2 separate regions of the Mus musculus genome follow, and region 2 is linked to region 1. A link is a loop called in an ENCODE intact Hi-C map of the cell type or tissue named here. Cell type or tissue: heart. All regions are shown on one strand. Each heading gives the region's core, and the rest is flanking DNA. Links, peaks and the distances in the headings are about the cores only. Region 1 holds the start of Srgap2 (SLIT-ROBO Rho GTPase activating protein 2). Region 2 overlaps Srgap2 (SLIT-ROBO Rho GTPase activating protein 2).

The links. Peaks named below come from ENCODE experiments on the same cell type or tissue, not always from the same donor. Only the 100,000 strongest peaks of a DNase experiment are listed, where the experiment ranks them.
Region 2: a loop joins it to region 1, with 3 times the contacts of the local background. A loop is called at or near these places in 9 of 42 quality-filtered maps.

Annotation. Positions count from the first base shown.
Region 1 is chr1:131,519,065-131,529,186 of GRCm38, reverse strand. It overlaps Srgap2 (SLIT-ROBO Rho GTPase activating protein 2), which reads left to right and starts at 1,826. Exons shown (of 23, transcript NM_001081011.2): 1 at 1,826-1,954; 2 at 3,594-4,249. The coding sequence starts at 4,183. Fam72a (family with sequence similarity 72, member A) reads right to left here and starts at 1,284. Exons shown (of 4, transcript NM_175382.4): 1 at 335-1,284. The coding sequence starts at 486. In heart, for the core only: CTCF peaks have their summits at 2,466 and 2,670; DNase peaks (open chromatin) are centred at 886, 1,576, 2,636, 3,866 and 3 weaker places; H3K4me3 peaks cover 5,000 bases; H3K27ac peaks cover 4,630 bases.
Region 2 is chr1:131,339,732-131,350,592 of GRCm38, reverse strand. It overlaps Srgap2 (SLIT-ROBO Rho GTPase activating protein 2), which reads left to right. Exons shown (of 23, transcript NM_001081011.2): 8 at 917-1,141; 9 at 4,730-4,831; 10 at 6,047-6,244. All of the region lies in intron 1 of Gm51644 (a long non-coding RNA gene), which reads right to left. Among named protein-coding and RNA genes, the nearest start is that of Ikbke, 66 kb to the right of the region's middle. In heart, for the core only: a CTCF peak has its summit at 5,684 (motif pointing left); DNase peaks (open chromatin) are centred at 3,502 and 4,932; H3K27ac peaks cover 385 bases.

The sequences.
Region 1 (10,122 bases), core at 1-5,000:
CATGAATTTCACTTTAAATGAATCATTACACACTTCTTTCCAAGTGGCTGTTAAAGACTTGCTTCAGTGAGGAAGGGTGTTTGGACATGGCATTGAGCCTTAAGAGTCAACATAAGGGATGCACAGACACATGACTCTAAGGGCCTGGAAGAGTGACCTCAGTACTGACCACGCTGGGCAAACCACAGGCTTTGTCCAGACAGTCTGCCCACTTAGATAAACTCCAAGGGAATCATCAGACTGGTGGGAGTGGCTAGAACACCAAATGATAACCTTGACTCCCAGGGACCCATGCCATCCACTGTCCAGCTAAAGGGCCACCCGTCAGACTTACTTGGTAGGAGGGATGTCTGTAGAGAAAAGGTCTATGTCAGTATCAGCCAGCAAAACAGCCTTCATTCCCCTAGAGCTGAGAACTTGTTTACAGAATTTGCAACACAGGATGGATACGCATCGGTCTTTGAAAGTACAGTTGTTGGTAGACATAGCGTCCCACGTTGAAAGAGGTGCAGAATTTTGAAAGGGGAAACTTTGATTTCCTCAGGCTAACAATCAAGACGGAAGGCCTCTCGTTCTCTACGCTCTAAAACTGGGAAGAGAGTCCTATTTTCCTGGTGGAAAGGGAAACTTAGTATTTATTGAGTAGGAAGAGCAAATTTTACTTCCTTTTGACTTGGGGAGGGAAGGGAAATGGAGTTCAAGGTGGGGAGAGACAAGTGGAGTTGAAGGGAAACTTCCGCAACAGGTTTAACTTTCTCTGGTCTTCAAGAATCTTCTACTCTTCAGCTCCGACCCCGGCTCCGGAATTGGGCGATTTCCCAGTTCCCAGCGGGCTTCTTCCCTTTAAAGCCTCGCCTCTCTGACCACTCCCAGCGCGAGCTCCGCCCGCAGAGCGCTCCAATTCTTGCTCAGCTCCACGCGGCTTCTTCGTAGGATTCAACGCCCCTCAGCCCTTTCCACGCGGGCTCTGGCCCCGTCCCGCTCCCTCTTCTCGGAGCTCGCCCGTGGGCTTTCTCCCTTGCACCACGGCTCTCGGCGTCCTCTCCCGGCCGAGCTCTCGCACTTGCGGCCCGTAACCCGTAAGGTCTCTTCCACAGCGGTCGCTCCGAAGTGAGCAGCGGTGTAGCGAGGTGGAGGGGAGAAGCCTCGGAATAGGCTCAGTTCGCGCTGCAGTCAGTCAGCGAACACGCCGGGTTTTGCTCTTTCTTCCGCTTTCTCTGCTTTTTCTAACCCGCTGTCAGTTTGAATTGCCTGCGCCGAGCAGGGATTGGGAGGACTAGAATTTGCCCCAGACCCACATTGGAAGGCCAAGGGCCTTCTCCTGACGTGAGCTCAGAGGCCACGCCCCAGTAACGGTGCCGATATCAGATCGGCTCTCTGATTGGTTAATATTAGCTCAGCCCCTAAGATCATTGGCCAGCATCTGCTCGGCTTAAACCCTCCCCCCTGTGAACTTGGAAGACACACCCCGAGTTTCTTATTGGTGGATACACTAAGGTCCAGGCCGTTCTCTACTATTTATTGGCTGAACTTCCCTCCTCCCTTTCCCGGTCCGATTGGTCCCGTCTTCTCTTGAGAGTTTGTGTTTGGCTGTCGCTTCCATTTTATCCCGCCCATCAGCTTTACTTTAGGCTTCCACAGGCCGGGGAGGAGCTCACTCTAGGACTGCGCCTAGGCAGCTAGTGTTCGCCACACCTCTAAGTTTCGTCAGCCCCGCCTCTACTCCTGGCGTCTATGGATCAGTTGTTCCTATTGGCTATAGTCCCCGTCAGTCGCTATTAGGCGGGCGGTGATTGGCAAAGGGGTGGGTTCAGCTTCCCGGCGGGGTCTTGCGGAGTTGGCGGAGTCTCCTTAGGGAACTGGGGGGCCGAACTGCGTAGAAGAGGGTGGCGGGGAGGAGAACGCTAAGTGGGAAGCGGAACCTTGGGCCTGGGACCGGTCGCGGCAGAGCCAGGTAAAGGCTCCTTCTCCCCTTCCCTCCCCGTACGCCCGGCTGCTGCTGCTCTGACTGAACAAACCGGGACTGGGCGGGTGGACGCGTTGCGGATGCTGCTGCTTTCGGCGCCGCCTTAGCCGTGTCGCCGCCCGCGGTCCTCATACCGCCCTCCCCGGCCCTCCAAATCCCCCAGTGCAGCCCATAATACTTCTCGGGACTGTTCATCTCTCCGCCCATCCCTGCACTGCCGAGGACGGTCCTCACGCGGCGACACCGCCCTCCCGCAGCCCCTTTGCACACGGTTGGCCGGGTCCACCTAGGGGCCTCGCCGTAACGGTCCGCTGGTCTCGTCCCTGGTCTCCTAGCCTTGGCTGCCAGCCCAGGACCCGGAAAGATGGGGTGTTCCTCACGGCTTGCAGGGTGCTTTCTCCGTCCAGCCCTCCAGTCTGTCTCCCAGGGCTTCTCCACCCACTCTGATACCCAAACCTCATGCGGGTCCCGAAAGTTGCCAACATCCTACACTTCACGTTGCAGCGGTCCACCGCGGTTTCCCTCACTGCCTCGCCCCCAAAGCCGTCCTCTCGGCGCCCTCTCTGGTCGTCCAAGCTTGGGCGGCTCGAGCTGGCCCGGGCTCTCTCCTGCCTCAGGACCCCACCTCACGCCCGCCTCCTGCTTCCTGTCCTCCCGCACCGCGCGGCCTCTGCTCGCTCTTCCTGCGCGCGGCCCTTCCTCCAGCCGCCGGGAGTAGGCGACACTGCCTGGAGCCGCTTGTGCGCCGGCGGGGACAGGGCGGCCTAGGAGGCAGGGGCCCGCCGCAGCATTGGAGCTCTTCCCTCAGCCTCCTTGCCGCCGCCTCTCGCGCCTCCCGGAGCGACTCTCACTGATGCCTCCCACCCGACTGGGATTGGGTGCGGTATTTGTGATCCCTAGGCTTGGGGGACAAAAAAAATACTGGGGGGGGGGTGCCATTTAGAGTCACTCTCATACCTGGCTTGGGGAAGGCTACCGCCGCCTGCCGCCTCCCATCTCCGGGTTTTCCCGGTTTAGACCCTCGCCTCTAGCTCGTTTCCTGCTTCTGCCGACCACATTGTTTTCCTGGATGTCCCGTGCGGAGCGGGCCCTTCCTGCAGCGTCCCCCCTCCACCCCCCTCACCCCCCTCCCCGGTTTTGCTGCCAGGAGAAGCTAGTTACCAAAAACAAAACAACTGGGAGGAGGGGTGGCAGGGGAAGAAAAGTTGTGCCCATCTGGTTGTCCCCTCTGGTATGGATCCTGTAGATGTCTGGGAGGTGCCCCAGCCGGAGGTCAGGGGCCGCGTCGCGGGCTAGGCGGGAGGACCCCTCTTGGGCTAGCAGGGTTGGGAAAGCGCCGAGGTGCCGCAGTCCCCACCCGCAGCTCAGCTTTCCCGCCGCAGTCTCCGCCCGGAGCACGCGCTGCCGGCTGCTCCAAAGTGTTCTCTTTCTGCCTTAAAACCTGGAGGGAACATTTTTCCTCCCTACATTGATCGCCACGCCGGGTCTTCGGGCGGAGCGGGCGTTGTTAGGCCAAGATGAATGGGCCAAAGCTGGACTTGGAGTGTCATCCCCGACCCCACCCCTGTTGCGATTAGGATCTTCCCTCCGACTGATCGCCCCCTCCCCCCTTTTCTTGCATTTACAGGCTAGTGAACCGGAGCAAAGACTTCCGACCCACTCTGCGCTGCAGCGGCACCCTTTTGGGATTTGATTTGCAGAATCTTTGAGCTGGTAACACACACACACACACACACACACACACACACACACACAATCCCGCGAAGAACGCCTAGCCCTCCTCTGGCACCCCAAGACAAACCCACTCCCTCCTAGGGACACAGCTGGGCGCGTCCACACCCCCGCATCCCCTACACCATGTTGTGCGGAAGGACTTCCACTCCCAGCCTGTGTCGTTGATGTCAGACCCCAGGCCAGCCTCCGGGCGCTGCAGTTCTCCTGGTTAATGCTGCGGTTGTGGTTAGGGCTTTAGTACTTAAGCCAGCCGCCGCCGCCCCCCACTTCCCCACCCCCGGCCTCAGCGCCCACAGTCTGCATGTGTGTGCAGTAGCCGGCTGCCCATCCCGCCGCTCGTGTTCTCCTGGAGCTCTGGATACCACCGCGGGGCATTTCTCTGCCTGTGGGAGAAGTGGCCTTGGAGGCATTGATATCAGTGGTTGGATTTTTCCCGTGGATCTATCAATTCACAATTCGGATTTGGAAGAAAGAAGGAAAACATGACGTCTCCAGCCAAATTCAAAAAGGATAAGGAGATCATCGCAGAGTACGATACTCAGGTCAAAGGTAAGGATTTTGAAAATTAGCATAAAGCATATGTTCTGCGGACTGGTGAAGCATGCGTTTCCACCCCAATTTTCAGGGCGTTTGTTTCTTGGGTGGAGCAGGTGGTAAGTTGACCCCAGAGGTGGTTTCATAGGTGGATCAGCAGTGTCAGGGGCCATAGGCACTAGAAGAGGGCTTTAGGAATATCTTTGTGGGGCTGACCATTAATTTGGCAGTTTTTTCCCAAAGGCTGGGCAGGGTGGGGGAGGGGCAGGAGGTTCTCCGGGGAGAGAGAGAGAAAAAAAGCTGCTATTTGCCTTTGGGTGTCTTGAGTCAAGCTTCCTTGAAGGACAGCTGAAATCTGACAGGTGTTTGGACATTTATTTCAAAGGTTGTAGAGAAGCCCAGGTGGAAAGGCAACCTTGGGAAGGGGAAACCATTTGGAGAGACCTGGGAGAGGTGGGGTTTTTCTGGTACTGTATTAAAGCTTGAGATTTGCCAAGACACTGAATTCAGGAAGTCCCTAGCCATATTGGGTGTACCTAGTACTTGTCTGGCCCGTGGTCACCCTGCATACAATCAAAGATCACAGACCAGAAAGAATAAGGCCATCCAAACTGGTTTCCACCCCTCACTTAAACCTTAACAGAGTTAGGCTGTTAGGTTCTCAGAGTGGTGCTGAAACTGGAAAATAGGAAGACATAATTGTTTAACCCTTCTGCGTTGTTGCCCTCTGCTCCAGAATACATGCTTTTTAAAGGTCCATTTCCTTTCAGCAAAAACGTGAAGGGATAAGGCAGAATGTGGACCTGGAGAAATCAAGTGTTGTCTCCTCATCTAGTCCACTGCTTAAATTGGCTTCTCAAATCGAAACCTATACCCACATGGCTTTCCCTTCTCGGGCATTTCCCTTAGGAGGTGTCATGCCAGTGAAGGAGCCCTAGTCTGTGTTTGTGCAAGGCACTGCCCCTTTCTGACCAGTCACTGGGAAGAGCCATGTGGCTACAGTTCATTGAGACCTTAGCTGGGAAGTGGGAGAGGTGGGTGGCCTTGAATGTTAAACCACATGGTTGGAACTCTGGGTTTTTCCTTTGTTTCAGAGTAGAGAGGGAGGGGCCCCTACTCCATTCCCTGCACCAATGCAAGGAGACCTTTTTCTATCTTAGAGGACTTGGTAAAGACCATGTCTCCCCTCTGATGATTGCCTTGGATGTGGGTTAGAGGGAGAGTGTGAAATGGGTAGTCCCTTTTATCTCTTAGAAGGTTGAAAGGCAGTTTGAAGTCATCATTGTGTCTTCAGGATTTTTTTTTAGAATATATATTATCAGTTTGGTCAATGCAGGAGATGCCCTAAGGGACCTTCAATCCATTTGACTGCAAATATTGGTCAGATTTATTACAAGAATGGGGTAGTTGAATGCTGAGAGCTCCAGTTGGATTGGAATTGAGAGAGGTGTGGTTGTGAGTTATAACTGAGGTCCTGGCCTCTTGTCATTATTCATAATCCCAGCCTGTTTTTGTAAACAATGGCCACTGGCCTCTATGTCCTGTCCAGATGCAGCACATTCTGCTCTTGTAATGCACTCCCTGTGGTTTTAGCCAGATATATCATTGAAAAAATACATCCTATTCTTAACTGTTGCCATAGGGAGTGTTAATAACTTTGTCTTTCCCAGGTGGTTCTCCATAAGCACACATTTGACTAAGATGAAAAGTGATTTTTTTATATGTTGGTGATTTTTTTTTTTAAGGTTCAGGGCTAACAGGTATCAGAATTTGCTGATTTTTTAAAAATTGGTAATAGGCTTCTTATGAGTGTCTCAAAAATTAAGTACTTTGCGTATTTACAAATATTGCTCATTGAGATGATGTAATGCACTTAGCTATTTGGAGTTTCTCTTCAACCCTGCCACAGACTAGAGACCGTTTTGTGTGTGTGTGTGTGTGTGTGTGAGTGTGTGTGTGTGAATATTTTTCCATTGACTATTCAGGAATGTAGAATTTGGTAGGTGGCTGACCCTGAGTTCTCGCTGGAGGAGGTACCCATGAATGCTTTTGGAACTGACTTGGTTTAGTCCCTCAGTTTACAGCTGAGGAGGAGGTAGAGAACTGGAGAGGTTTGTTCAAGGTCACACAGCTAGGTGGTAGCTGTGTAGAAGGTAGGAGTAGTTTGACAGACTTCTGTACCTTCCCAGTAAAAATATCATCTGTTCATGGTGAAAACAATTCTTAAGGCAAGTGTGTGTGATCTGTAATAGTGATGTATAGCAGCCGTGTGCTAACAGTTTACTTTGGGTGTTCATCATGTACCATGGCACCCCAGTGAGTGGTCTATGTAATTGTCACCTCTCTCCAGGAAGTATTGTCATCTAAGGAAACTGAGGTTATGAGAGGGAAAAAACCCTTTCAAGGTCATACAGTCAAAAGTGGCACCTTCCTTGTTTTATTTATTATTTGTTGAGTGCTTAGTATGTGTTCTAGGCTTTTCTACATCAGTCAAGAAGACAGAATGCCAGACCCCTATGGAGCTTACATTTCTAGAACCATATATGGTGGAAGACTCTATAATTTAAATTCAAGGGATCTTGGCTTGGGGTTGGCACTGTGACTTACTACCTCACCTGTCAGAATTAAGAATTTGGGCTTTCAAAAAATTGTGTTCTGTTTGTTCGTTTTGCTTCTTAGAGACAGGGTCTCAATGTGTAGGCTGTGGTAGCCCAGAATTCACTCTGTAATTCAGGTTGACCTTGAATTTATGGCAGTTTTCCTGAGTCAGACTTGTGAGTCTGGGAATACAGGTGTGAGCCCCTACCCTCTACAAGCAGAGTTTCTGAGTTTTATGAATTCTGTGGAAGTAACTCATGATACTGCCAGACTTCTCTTATAGATGCCAAGAAATTTTTTTTTAATGTTATACAGCTATCAATTTGGTGTGTCCGTTAAAAGTAAAAGTGTTAGAGGCAGAGAATCCAGGTTTAAACCTTTGTTCTACTATGTTACATGTCTTGTCCGAGTCTCAGTTTCTTAATTGGAAAATTGGCAAAATAGTGTGCGTTTCCTATTCCTATGAGGAATAAAGGAGCTAGCTAGTCTGCAGATTTCTTGTAGCTCAGTATCTGGCACCTGTGAGTACTCAATGACTGTATAGTCTACTTGCCAATTAGTCAGGCTGCCTTGAGAGTTCACTCTCTAAGCACCAGCTGTTAAATGATAGGAAACCATAGTAGGAATGAATCAGTTCTAGTTGAAGTTTGTTGAGGAATAACAAAATGTGTCATGTACCTGTCATTTAAATCCTTTGGCCAGTCATGGTGGCTCATGCCTGTAATCTTGGTAGTTGAGAGGCTGAGGTAGAAGAACTTTGGAAGTTTGAGGCCAGCCTGGAGTAGAGTGAGGCCCTGTTTCAGAAACACAACACAACACAACAAAAACAAAACAAATCCATCTCCACTAAAAATCTCCCATACTCTTTGAACATTAATTTCCTTTTATGCATGATAGGCAAATTGTCTGAAAATATTGTATGTATCTCTGTTTTTTTAGTCAGAATTGTTTGAACCAAGTAGACTTTCAGTAGACTTTGGACTCTCTTCTATGATTTTGTTCTCTCATGCTATTATTCCTTAAAAGCACCTGCTTGCATGTGCTCTGAGGAATTTCTGAGGTTTCAGTAGCAGTCCTACCTCAGTATGGTTTTCAGGGGCAGGAGAAATGCTCCCTTAATCAGTCTGCTATGTGGCTATGTAAAAACAACCACTGTTTCTGCTTTGTGGGTGTTTGGATTCCTTTGAAAAGTTCATGTCTTTCAGTGTCCAACCCAAAAGCACTAATATTCTTAGTCTTCTTGCATAGTTTTCTTATTTCTATTTTTTATTTTATAAAGTACTTTTATGTACAGGAATTTCTGGAAATTCTTGACAGCCTTGATGAGATTCATGATTGGAAACTGGTACATTTGACCTCTAGCCTGTTAGCATCTTTATTGGCACTTAAACACTGCATAGTGAAGAGTGGGACATAGAATAGAGGTAATTGTCTGGGTGGGACTTGGGTGAATTCATATTACTGTCCACAATACCTCTAGGTACTCTCTTAATTAGGTGTTAAAGGTTGTCTCCCCACTCCCCCTCTATTCACCTTTGTGCACCATAAAGCTAAGGAGTAAAATTATTATCATTTTTATGTTTTGAAACAGGGTCTTTTGTTGTTGTTCTTTGTTTTTTTTTTGTTTTTTGTTTTTTTTTTTTTTGAGACAGGGTGTCCCTATGTAGTTCTGGAACTCTCTGTATAGACTAGGATGGCCTCAAACTCAGAGATCTGCCTAGATTGGGTCTTAACTATATATAACTCAGGTTGGATGAACTCACAGTGATTCTCCTATCTTAGCCTCCCAAAAGTTGGGATTACAGTGTATACTATTATAGACAGAGAGAAATGAACTTTTTATAATTTGCTCATGGAGCATTTTGATAGGAAAAGAACAAATCAGTTTCCTGGAACAGTTTAACTCTTTGGTACCCTTTGGGAGCCGAAGATGAGATTTCAGTTCTAGCCATATTGTGTGTGCACTCATGCTTGGGAATGCCAATTGGGGGTATTAAACAGACTTGTTCTCAGGGGAGGGCTGAGAAGTTCCTAGCTTATGCCAGCAAAGGTCTTTTCCCTAAAGTGTCTTTCCTCCCAACCTCCACTAGCTTACACCCCAAGGGAACTTTAAATATAATCAGTTTGTGAAAAGCTGCAGTAAACCATCTCTTTGGAATCCTCGAACAGATGCTATCATCTTCCTGGGAGATGACTGAGTGCTCTTCCCTCATTTAGGGAACATAGAAACTCAGCAATAATGTGGACTCCTAAAAGAAAATGAAACTCTTTGGGAAAATTCAGGCACCCAGAGTTGCAGGGCCCTGTAGGAAAGCTAGGAGCTAGGCTATGCCATACGACTATGCAAACCAGCAGTGAAGGGGAGCTGCCTAGCAATACTCCTTACCTTTACCATGACAGGCACTCATCTCTAGGAAGGATAGGACGGACATTTCCTTGGGAGAAGCCCTTTGGGATCTCATTGATTTTATACCACTCAGGCTAAAAGCTAAAGATAAGCCCTTGTGAAGTTTATAGAATATGACCTGGTTTGGTCTATTTTCAGCATCAGCTAGCTCCCAGATGCTGACTTTTCAAATCCTGCTGTCTGCCAAGTGTGGTCCCTGTAAAGCTCCCCTTCTGCAATAAAGCCTTTTTTTTTAGGGGAGTCATGTCTACCCCACATCCTAGACTTCTGATGGCTACATTAGGAAAATACACCGTTGTCCTGAAAGGAAAAACAGTCAGTGTATGATTTCTAGTAATAAAATTCAAGAGAACTGTTAGCTTCAGTGGGGAATCTCAGAAAGTTACTTTTGAAGAAACTTAGTTTGAAAAAAAATAAGGAGAGCTTTAAAAATTGAAGGTGAATGACAATGTGTAGAAACTCTCATTTCTTTTTTTTTTAAACTGTGGTTAAATGCACATAAGTTTCTTATATTAACCTTTCTTGAGTTTACTGTTCAGTGTCATTAACTATGTTGACATTGTTTTACAGCCATTATCAATCATCTATCCATGAAACTCTTTTCATTTTTGCAGATTAGAAGCTCTAAACCCACCAAATAGTAACCCTGTACTCTCCATCTCTTGCTCCAGGCCCCCACCCCTCTATTGTCTGTCTCCAACTCTAGGCACCTCATATAAGTGGAATCATACAGCACTTCCCATTTGTAACTGGCTTATTTTCCTTAAGGCTCAGCCATGTTGCCATGTGTTTAAGGTGGAATGATACTCATTGTGTCACTGGATCTGTCACATTTGGTTTTTCAGTCATTTATTGATGGGTACTTGCTTACTTCTACCCTTTA
Region 2 (10,861 bases), core at 3,054-8,053, 180 kb after region 1:
TTTGTTTGTTTGTTTGTTTGTTTGTTTAAAAACAGAGGCTGGCTTTGAATTGATTATGCAGCTGAGGTTGACCTTGAACTTCTGATCCTCTTAATTTTCCCTCCTGAGTGCCTGAGATTACCAGTCTGCTTCCCCACAGTCCGTTTACACAGTGCTGGGGGAATCAAACCTAAGTCTCCATGCATGCTAGACACACCCCTTTCCAGTTGACCTACATTCCCCAACCCCTACAATTGCCTCTTTCATTTTCTTCTTTTCATTTTTGTTGTTGAAAATCAAAAGCATGATAAGAATCTTCCCAGTTACACTTATATTTAGGACTTTGTGGTTTAGCTTTCTTCAGCTCAGGCTTGTCCCAGATCACTGAAAGTTAATGTCATGACTCAACCAACCTTCTGTTCTCTCCTTCTCCCACCTACCTAGAGTTGAGTATATGTGAATTTACTGCTGGTACAGCACTCCAGATTTTTGACTCCTGGCTGCTCCATTGGCCTGGAAAGCTTGCTATGTAGTGACTTCTAACCACAGGAACCCTCAGAGAATCATAGCAGGCAGTATTATTATTGTTGTTGAATTTTGTTGTTATGGCATTCCCCAGACAAACCAGAAAACAGAACGGAATTCTCTAACTTGTGGACATTCTCATTTTTATGAAACATCATTTGGTTAACTCTTATCATTGTTTTTTATGAATCTTCTTCTGTCTAACCACCTTAGTGCCCTGCATGGTGTGCTAACCAGTGAACTAGGGAGCAAGAACTAAGGAATCTTACCCAGGTTTTGACATTGTAATCTCAGCTTCCTTCCTGTTACAGTCAGTCACCTTGATATGGTCAGATCTACCCCAAGACCACTTCCCTTCTTGTCAGACCTTGAGATGTCTGTGGTGTGCTTATGTGCCTTCTCCTTCCCACAGCAATGTTGTGACCTAGGCTACCATGCTAGCCTGAACCGGGCTCTACGCACTTTCCTATCTGCTGAATTAAATCTGGAACAGTCAAAACATGAAGGTCTGGATGCTATTGAAAATGCAGTAGAAAACCTAGATGCCACCAGTGACAAGCAACGGCTCATGGAGATGTACAACAATGTTTTTTGCCCCCCTATGAAATTTGAATTCCAGCCCCACATGGGAGATATGGTAAGGCCATTCCCTATATTGTACATTTCCCCCAAAGGGACTTGAATGTACTAGAGTGTGGGAACTAAAAGGGGGTGTGAGGAAAGAGGAGGGAGGGAGGATAGCCCACGTCTGGCCATAGTTCCTCCTATGCTCTGGACAGGCAGACGTGGGAGGGCTGCCAGATGCTTTCCACTTGGCCCCGGGTGGGCATCTAACCCACTGGCCCCACTGGACTGGGGATGAACAAGGGGAGGGGGTGAGGGAGAGGGTAGAGGGAGAGAGGTTCCCACACAGGTGAGAGTAAGCGCAGCAGGCCTTGATGAACAGAGACAGTCCGGTGGTTTTAGAGTTTTATTGTAGAAAGGCAGGGAGAAAGGAGAGAAGGTAAAAGAGAGAGAGAGAGAGAGAGAGAGAGAGAGAGAGAGAGAGAGAGAGAGAGAGAGACCAGCCATGGCCAAGAGGAGAGAAGGGGGAAAATGAGAGAGAGAAGAAAGGCTAGAGAGGAAGAAGAAGAGAGTGAGAGGAAAGGAGAGGAGAGGAGAGGACAAGGAGAGAGTAAGAGTAAGGGGAGTAAGAGCAAGAAAGCAAGAGAGTGAGGAGGGGCCAAACAGCCCCTCTTATGGTATGCTGTTATCTTTACTGTTGCTAGGTAACTGGGGAGGAGTTTAGCCTGAAGGTCAGAAGCTTGGGACTGAGACATTGCCTATGAGACTACTAACCATGCTTCTTCTGTGGGGTCTGAGGGGATGGTAACTTCGACAGGAGCCTTGAGTCCAGGAGATATGAGAGAACTCCTTCCGTCCCATGTAGGTGAATTATCACCACCTGGTCCTAGGGTTCAGACCTCAACTCGACTGGAAACCAGACTGTCTGTGTGTAGCCCAATACCCCACACTAGAGTTGTATATAGTTTTATTACATCTGAAGGAGAGGGTGTTTCCTGTCAGATAAACTGTTCTATTCTTTCAGACCCTGTAGTATATCTCTTTGATTTTAACTGATATGCTTATCCTTGAGCCTAGGTTCATGTTCCATCTAATCCAGCTGTCCTGAGCTGTAGGGTGGATGGTTCTCCCAGAGAATATTCCACCCTGTCCCAAGTAGCTGTGTCCTAGAGACCTGACTGGGGTGACCAGGGAATGAAGAAAAGCAGGCACATGTACAGAAAAGCTGGGGTCGGGTAGGTTCTGCTAGCTTGGATGGAGAGTATGGCATTGGTCCTTGACATGACCATGCCCTTGTCAACAATACACATTCATTCAGGACTTCATCCACTCTTTTAGACTCTCTCAAAAGCTACCTCAGCTCCCCACAGTAGTTAGTGAGACCACAAGGAGTAGATGAGAGGACACCACAAATCTGCAAGGTACTCTTGCCAGGAGTAGTGCTTGCCTGGATTAGAATCTAGACTCTTTAGAAACCTTGCTCTAGCCTGATAATCAATAGTATGCTAATCAGACAGTTTACTGTCATAGACTGACCACAGTGGAGTGGTACTTCTCTGTTTTATATATAAAATATGAAGTGGTTTCTCTCCTCTTCTTCTTGGGGAAAACCTAACCCATTACAGTTTGTTTCCATTGCTGTGGCTGAGTAGATGTCAGCATCTAGACCGATGGAAAACTAAGACAGCATCGTGTTACAGTTAGGAGGGGGCATCACCAACCTCCAGGAAGCCCCATTCCTCACCTGCTTTGATTTCTGTTTATAGTTGTCTTCTAAACCCATTCTCCAGCTGCCATTGAGATTCCTTCCTCTGAATAAATGGAACTTGGGACTATCTGAGTGGATTGGTTGATTTTCTGGTGTTATCTGAGTTCTCTTCTGAGCCAAACAGCATGTCTCCATAAATGGGAATCCAAATGATGGGTACTCAGTCCCCCTCCTTGCCCAGTCAGAACCACATTTCCATACTCTAAAGCACAGATGGAGTGCATTACCTTGCATCCTGGCTAGAGATCACTGACAAAGCATGCATCAGCAGCTTTGCTGCTCCTTAAAGAAACAGGATTGGAGACATTTTTTTTTCTCTAATTCTTCCATTCTAGGCCAGGGTGACTTTAAAAAATAATAGTTCATTCTTTTGCCCAGTATGTGATACAGCTGATTCATGGCTTGGCCAGAAAAGGGGCCAGAATTTCCCATTCTGGCTTAGAGATGAGATGTCAAGTTATTCTTGCATCCTGCTAACAGGCATTCTGCCTCATTGTGGGATATTTGTAGGCAGAAGAAAGGAGCTGCCTGGAAGTCCTTTAAATGGGGCCAAAGTTCAGGTAGCATTTTAATGGAAGCTCTGGAATTAGCTACACTGGTGTTCTCGGACTGCAGATATGGCAGATGGCAGCTGCTCTTGGATGCACTAGGACTTGGTGCCTGTTTCAACTCTTGGTGCACCCAGAGGTTTGAGGGCACTGGATGCACAACTGGTGACATCAGGGCCAGAAACAGAAATTTCATTCTTGGCAGTAACCCATCTGGCCAACAAGCTTTCTCCATTATGTCTACTTCTAAAAGCCATAGTGAAATCAGCTCCAAATCTTGAACAAGCCTCTCAGATGAAGAAGAGATCAAATCAGTTGGAATCTTAAATACCAAAGGGGAAAAAGGTCAATTTCCAGTCTCCTCCATTTAAAGAGAAGTTTTATTTTTTTTTGAGTAAGAGAGTGGTTTACAAATATATGAATATACTCAGTCTTTGCTGAGGATAACAGAGCCAAATTCTATCCATATGTCTCTTCTGGTAAGAGCTAAAGGACACTTGATAATAAAGTGACAGGCACTTCCTCCACATGGGTCCTATCCTTCACTTCCTAGCCTTCTGCCTGTCATCCGTCATCCAGGAGATCGGATTACCTCATACCATAGCCTCACCTTTATCTATAGACTCTACGTCAGCTGTTCCTTCACAGAAGATAGAGTTGGTTAATTGGGGATGGGGGTACAGGGGATCTCACACCTAGTGGGATACAATGATGGCTATTTAAAGATATCAAGTTCCTCCTGTCAGATCTCATGCCCTCTGGGGCTCTCTAACTTGAGCTTATGAACTTGCTCCCAAATTCACATAAACTCTTTCCCATTGGCTCAAAGCTCTCGTGCATGACCCAGATTTATAAACATACATGCTGCCAGCAGCAGCAAGTTAGCTTCTTGGCCCACTTCTCTCCTGCTTTTTAACTCTAGTGTATGAAGTGGGAGGAGGGAAGAGCCAGAGAGGTGACCACTTGGACCTTTGGCAGGAACTTCACTGTGCCAAAGTGTTGGGTTTCTGAACCAAGGGCTTCTTGAAACACTCTTGTCTAGCCTCCTCAGAATTCCCTGAATCAGCAGCTGCTGCTAGACCTACCCTGCCAACCACCTGCCTGCCTTTGAGTTACAAAGAGAGAAACAGTCTTTCCAAATAGATTCTCCTCCCCTTTCACATATCCTTTGGTCTAGAAGTTCACATGCATACTTTTTTTTTTTTTTTTTTTGCTCATAGAAACTGCAAGCCTTCCAGTAGTTGGGATGCAATACAATGTAAATTGTTTTGAGCAGTAGTGAGAACTCTGGAGTCCTCAAAAGATATATGTCCTCTTCCTGACCTTCTGTTGCTTTTTCTGACAGGCCTCTCAACTCTGTGCCCAGCAGCCTGTCCAGAGTGAGCTGGTGCAGAGATGCCAACAGCTGCAGTCTCGCTTATCCACTTTGAAGATTGAGAATGAAGAGGTGTGTTTCCTTCCTAGGAAGCTCGGAGCCACTGTTTCCTTGTTGAACTACTTATGGCTGTCCATCAGGGGCAAGTAGAAGGAGCATGCAGAGAATGTCCAGGCTATTGCAGAGATTTCCTGGCCAAATAGAGGCTAGCGCTTTCCCTGCTGCTACATCCTGCCCTTGAAATTCAGGAAGTTGTTCGTACATTGCCAAAGGTTGTGCTCTATTTTAGGCTTTTACAAAATGCCCCTCCCCACTACACATTTAATCAAAGTGGCACTTGGCCACTGTGGGAACAATATCAAGTCTCTGAAATGACCCACTCATGACTGGCTTTTTCCAGCATTTTCAAAAAGAAACCTTTTGACTTTGACACTTCAGACATCTCTCTCCTCTTACAGGAGGGTGACTTTTTTTTTTCTAAACACAGAATATTTTCTTTTAATATCCAGTTTAAAAAGGCAATTTTTAAAAGTTTAAAAACAATCCAGTTTAAAAAGGTAATCCAGGTTTCCATTGAGCTCAGATGGCTTTTTCTTGTATTTTAGTAAGTCTTAATTTTACTAAGAAGTAGGGTTGGGTCACTTAGTTTGCAAATAGGAAAGCAAACCCATTCATTGATTGAAGGTCACGAAACAGTGCCAGGAACATTGAAGGACAGGATCTATCACATATTTTCATCAGCTCCAGTATGTTGGAAATACTGTTTTGCAATTATGTTATTCTGTTTCCCTTTGCACTTTCATTATAATAAAGAAATAGGTTAAAAACACTGGTTGCTCTTGCAGAGGACGCAGGCTTGGCTTCAGCACCTGCATGGTGGCTCACAGCCATCCCTACCTTTAATTCCAGCAACTCCAACCCCCTCTTCTGGCCTCCACAGGAACCAGGCATCACATGACACACTCACATGCAGGCAAAACATCTACACATACGATAAGTCTCTTTGAAGAAAGTAAACATTACATAAAAGGTACACAGCAGAGAAAGAGTGGAGTTTAGGTGTTTGCTGGAGAGAGCAGTGAGCTGAAACTGGGTTCCTGTGATGTTCATCACTCAATCACTCAGTACTGTTCAGTGAGAAGTGCAGCTGTGATCTGCTGGCATCCTTCCTTCCTACCCCTCTCTTGGGAAGAGAGACATTCCTCCTCTCAAGCTCCTCCTAGTTGCTCTATCACCTGCCATTTTAAAGCCTGCTTCTCATGATTATTTTGGCCATTATGGTTATAGGTGAAAAAGACAATGGAGGCCACCCTGCAGACCATTCAAGACATTGTGACTGTTGAGGATTTTGATGTATCTGACTGCTTCCAGTATAGCAATTCCATGGAGTCTGTCAAATCAACTGTCTCTGAAACATTCATGAGCAAGCCCAGCATTGCTAAGAGGAGAGCGAACCAGCAAGAGACGGAACAGTTTTATTTCACGGTAAGGGCACTCTTTGGCCTTATAAGAACATCAGTAGACACTGACGCCCACAGGAGCTTTGGAATCAAGAGTTTTTGCCAACTGTCTGAAAAGCAAGCTTTAAATGCACAAGATTTGAGCCTGGCATACTTGGACACCACCTTGACACTTAAAGCAAAAACATCTACAAGTTCTATGTGTCTTCTGGGGCCCTCAAAGAAAGGGATGCTCCTAAAGAAATCACTTAGAAAAAAATCAGGGAAACTTTTAACCAGCTAGTATAGAAGCCCTCTCACTCACAAGAGATCATGGCAAGGGAATTAAGTTTATTGGTTTTTGAGAACTATATTCAAATATCTTTGCCAATATGTATATTGTTTTAAGAAATTTAAAGTCTCTCCTAAGTGATTTGAATACATTATCATATAAGTTCCATTATTAGGAAGTTATTTTTTCTAATTATTGGTGAAAGTTAAAGAGACTTAAATGAGCAACTTGGTGGGTTTGTAGAGAATTCTAGAGCAGTATATTTTATTCATTTCTCTCAGATCTCCTTTTAGATGAGTAGATGTGTATCTATGTGTGTCTGTGTGTACAAAAGTTAATAGTTTTTGTTTGTTTGTGTTTGTTTGTTTGGTTTGGTTTGGTTTTTCAAGACAGGGTTTCTCTGTGTAGCCCTGGCTGTCCTGGAACTCACTCTGTAGACCAGGCTGGCTTTGAACTCAGAAATCCACCTGCTTCTGCCTCCCGAATGCTGGGATTAAAGGCGTGTGCCACCACGCCTAGCTAGTTAATAGTTTTTAAAAAGCTGTTAGCTGATCTTTTGTTTAATAATTAAATTGTTTTGAACTTGCCAAGTCTGACTTTTGCCTGTACCAAAATTTATTTCCTTATCTTATGATGACCAAGAAAAGAAAAACTGACTTTTCAGTTGTAAGATACCACATGGCCATTGACAATCCACACTGAGCAAATGAAAGGACGTCAATTGTCTTCCAGTCATGAAGCACACTCAGCATGGAGCAAATTAGATTTGTCTTCCAGCTGGGACAATTTGTTTAATTTTTTTCTTTGTGCACTCTCCTTTTTTCTTTAAGAGCCCTAACATGATTGATTGGTGTTTTTGTAAATCTGTTTCACTTAGTTAAACTCCAAATCCTTGGTGTTTTTGTAGTTTTAAATCCCAAAGAAGACTTTTAAAAGAATATGATTTAAGAATATTGTTCTAAAACAACTCAAAATTTTTTGTTATATAAAGAAAAACATTTTAAAACATGGTCATTATGTAAAACTTAGAAGCAGAAAGAAGAAAATAAATTCATATGAGGCATGTATTTAAAATTATATTTACAAAAATGAGATGTTGTATATATTGCATTATAAACTTAAGTCATTTAATTATATTTTCAAATTGCTTGGGATGCAGTTGTTTGTTTCTTGGTAGAACTTTTATGTGCTGGGAAAGAAGTACAGCTCTGTCTCCAGTCTATACTACATCTTCTAAGCATGTGCAAATCTATACAGAGGATGGAGTGACACATAGCCTAGTTCACGGCACTCAGTAACTGCTACTCATTTTACCATCATCATTATTAATCCATGCATCAACCATTAAGTTATTCACTAATCATTTATCGTGTATTTACTGTATGCCAGATTCTATGCTGCAAGTTGGGACTGCTTAAAGTTGAGGAGAAAGGAGAGAATGAGGGCATAGGCATACAGGGAGAGCTTTAATTCTGACTTCCTGTGTTTCTAAATAAGAAAGGTACAGTGTGTAAGTGCGTGGATGTGCGTCAGCAACAAGGACGAATGGTGCTGGGGGAAGCTTTACACAAGCTGACTTTTAATTTTAATATGTGTAGCTTCTTGACTCCAATGGGGGCTATCACTGTCCTCCTTTCCAAACTATATTATCTTCTAATAATAGAAATTTTTGGCAACTCTTTCTGAGCTGATTAAATATCAGTGACCTAGTCTTATTGTATTCCATTTTTAAAATATATTTTTTAAAATTTTAGATTTATATATATTACATATGTAAATTTTATATTTGTATTTTAAATTTAAACTTGAGAATTCCTCAAGTTAAGAAATTTTAGGGCTTAGGGTTGGGGAGATGGCTTAGTCAGTAAAGTGCACGCCACACAAACACGAAGACCTAAGTTTGAATCCCAGTAACCCATGCAAAAGAAACATAGACACTTGTAATCTCAGAGCTGGGGAGTAGAAACAAGGAGATCCCTGGGTCTTGCTAACCAGCCAGTCTAATGATTAGAAAGCTCCAGGTTCAGTGAGAGTCCTTGCCTCAGAAAATAAACTAGAAAGCAATTGAAGGAGATACTGTGACTAACACAGACCTCTGGCATATATGCATGCATGCACACACACTCAACAACAAAAGAGAAGAAGGCAAGAAATTTTGGATATGAAAAATCTATACTTAACCAAATCTTTCTCAGAATTATTTTCTTCTTTGAATAAATCTATAACATACATATTCAGAAGTTGACATTTGTTCCAAAACAAGAAGGCTGCTGAGATGCTTCAGCACGTTTAAGAGCTTATATAGTACTCTTGCAGAGGATGTGAGTTTGACTCCCAACACGCATGTCTGCAGGCTCATAACTGCCTATAGCTCCAACTCTAGGAGATCCAGTTCTCCTGGCCTCTGTGGGCACCAGCACTCACATGCACATGCCCACACATAGACACATAATTCAAAATAAATCATTTTTAAGAAAGAAATAACTTTACCCTAACTTGTGACTTCTAAAATCCTACCTACCTGTTCCCCTTTTACCTCAATACATTGGGGTTCTACAACCCATTCCTGAATTTGTTAGCCATGGTGCTCCTTGTCAAAAATTGGGCACATTGCTTTAACTAACAGCAATGAGTTTGGGCTTTGTTACAGATTTGCAAGAATTCATTACTTTTTGTGAATGGATATGATATGTGTCACGTAATTTATGTCCTGGTAGCAAGGCATTTTTGGTGGTAGTAGTAGTGAAATGGACATTCTGGTCTCCATATTAAAACAGAGGGCTTGCCTATGCTTGTCAAACAGTGAAGGAAAAAAATATCAAAGCAGCATATGCTAGAAGTTCCCTGCTCTTGGAAAGTGGTGAAGATATCCTTCATCATGGCTTGACTCATAGCTAGTATGTCTAGTGACCACGTGGGCTTTTGGATAGTTTTATGACTGCTTGCTACTGTCATCAGATTAATCTGTCCATGAGACATCAATTAGAAATTTGAAGTATGTCTTACAAAGATCAGTTGTTTGCAATAGTCTGTGGAAAATTATAGAATTTTAAACTTGAAGCATCTTTTAATTATCATTTAACCCAGCCTTCTCATTTGAAAGCTTTGGGGAAAAAGAAAAAGGAAAAAAACGTGCAGCGGATGGATAGCTTGAATAAGGCCTTCATCAAGAGCTGAACCCAGAGCTCAAGTCACTTGCTGGCACGGGCTTTCCCTCTGTCCCCTGCTGAGGAGCTAAAAGGAAAGACTCAGCAACTCTCCTCCCTTATTATAAGAAGGGACTTGTTTTCTGACCTCCTTGTCTTTTTGGCTGTCACTCAACTTATATAGTACATCATCCCCCAGTGTCTACCTCTTTTCATTGTTGTTACACCCTTTTAAAAAGACTAAAATGTATCAAAAGGAAACTAAAAGGAGGTACACATGCCTTACCTACCCCTGACACCTACTTTCCCTCCCTGTAGCCATGGATTAAAACTGGTATATTTAGTCCTTTCAGAGGTTTTCTATGCATAGGCAATTGGTGATCTATCAGCGAGTGCCCTTAATACAATCAATTACACTGGAATTGTAAAAAACGGGGCTGGGAATGTAGCTCAGAAGTTAAGAGTGCCTGCCTAGCTTGTGTGACATTGTGAGTTCCTTCTTCATCCCCACAAAGCAAAATGATAAGAAATAAAGTGTGACAAGCAAGTATGCCACTCTCACTGTCCCCACTAGGCTGTCATCACTTATTCTGAATATTATTCATGTTAGTCTAAAAAGAGTTGTCCCATATCTCACAGAAATCATTTTCCAATGGCTGGACAGAATTCCATTGTATATTCGCATCATCCCCTTTTAGCCATTTCTCTGCTCTGGTTAGCCAAGAATCATCGAAGCCCTAGGAAGCTGGAGTCTCCTAAACATTTTTTTGAAAAAATGGAGTATGGGGTTCTTTTAAAAAAACAAAAACAAAAAACCTTAAAACAAAACTTTTTTTTCAGATTTATTTTTGTTTATGTGTGAGTTTTTGTCTGCATGCAATTGCTTTAAAGGTCAGAAGAGAGCACTGGAACCCTAAAACTTTACCTTGTGAGCCATCATGTGCATGCTGGAAACTGAGCCCAGGTCTTCTGCAAGAGCAGTAAGTGCTCTTAACTGCTGAGCCATCTCTCTAGCCCCAAGTATGGAGCTCTCAAGTGGGAAGTAGAATGAGGAAGGGATTGAAAATAACAAAGTCAAACTATCTGAATTCTTAGGGGTAGATTTGGGTAAGACAATAGGAGAGAAGGCAGGCTTTTGTCCATCAGGCAAGCTGCTAGACTTAGAGCTGTGGTCTGGTATATTACAGTGTGTGTGTGTGTGTGTGTGTGTGTGTGTGGTCTGATT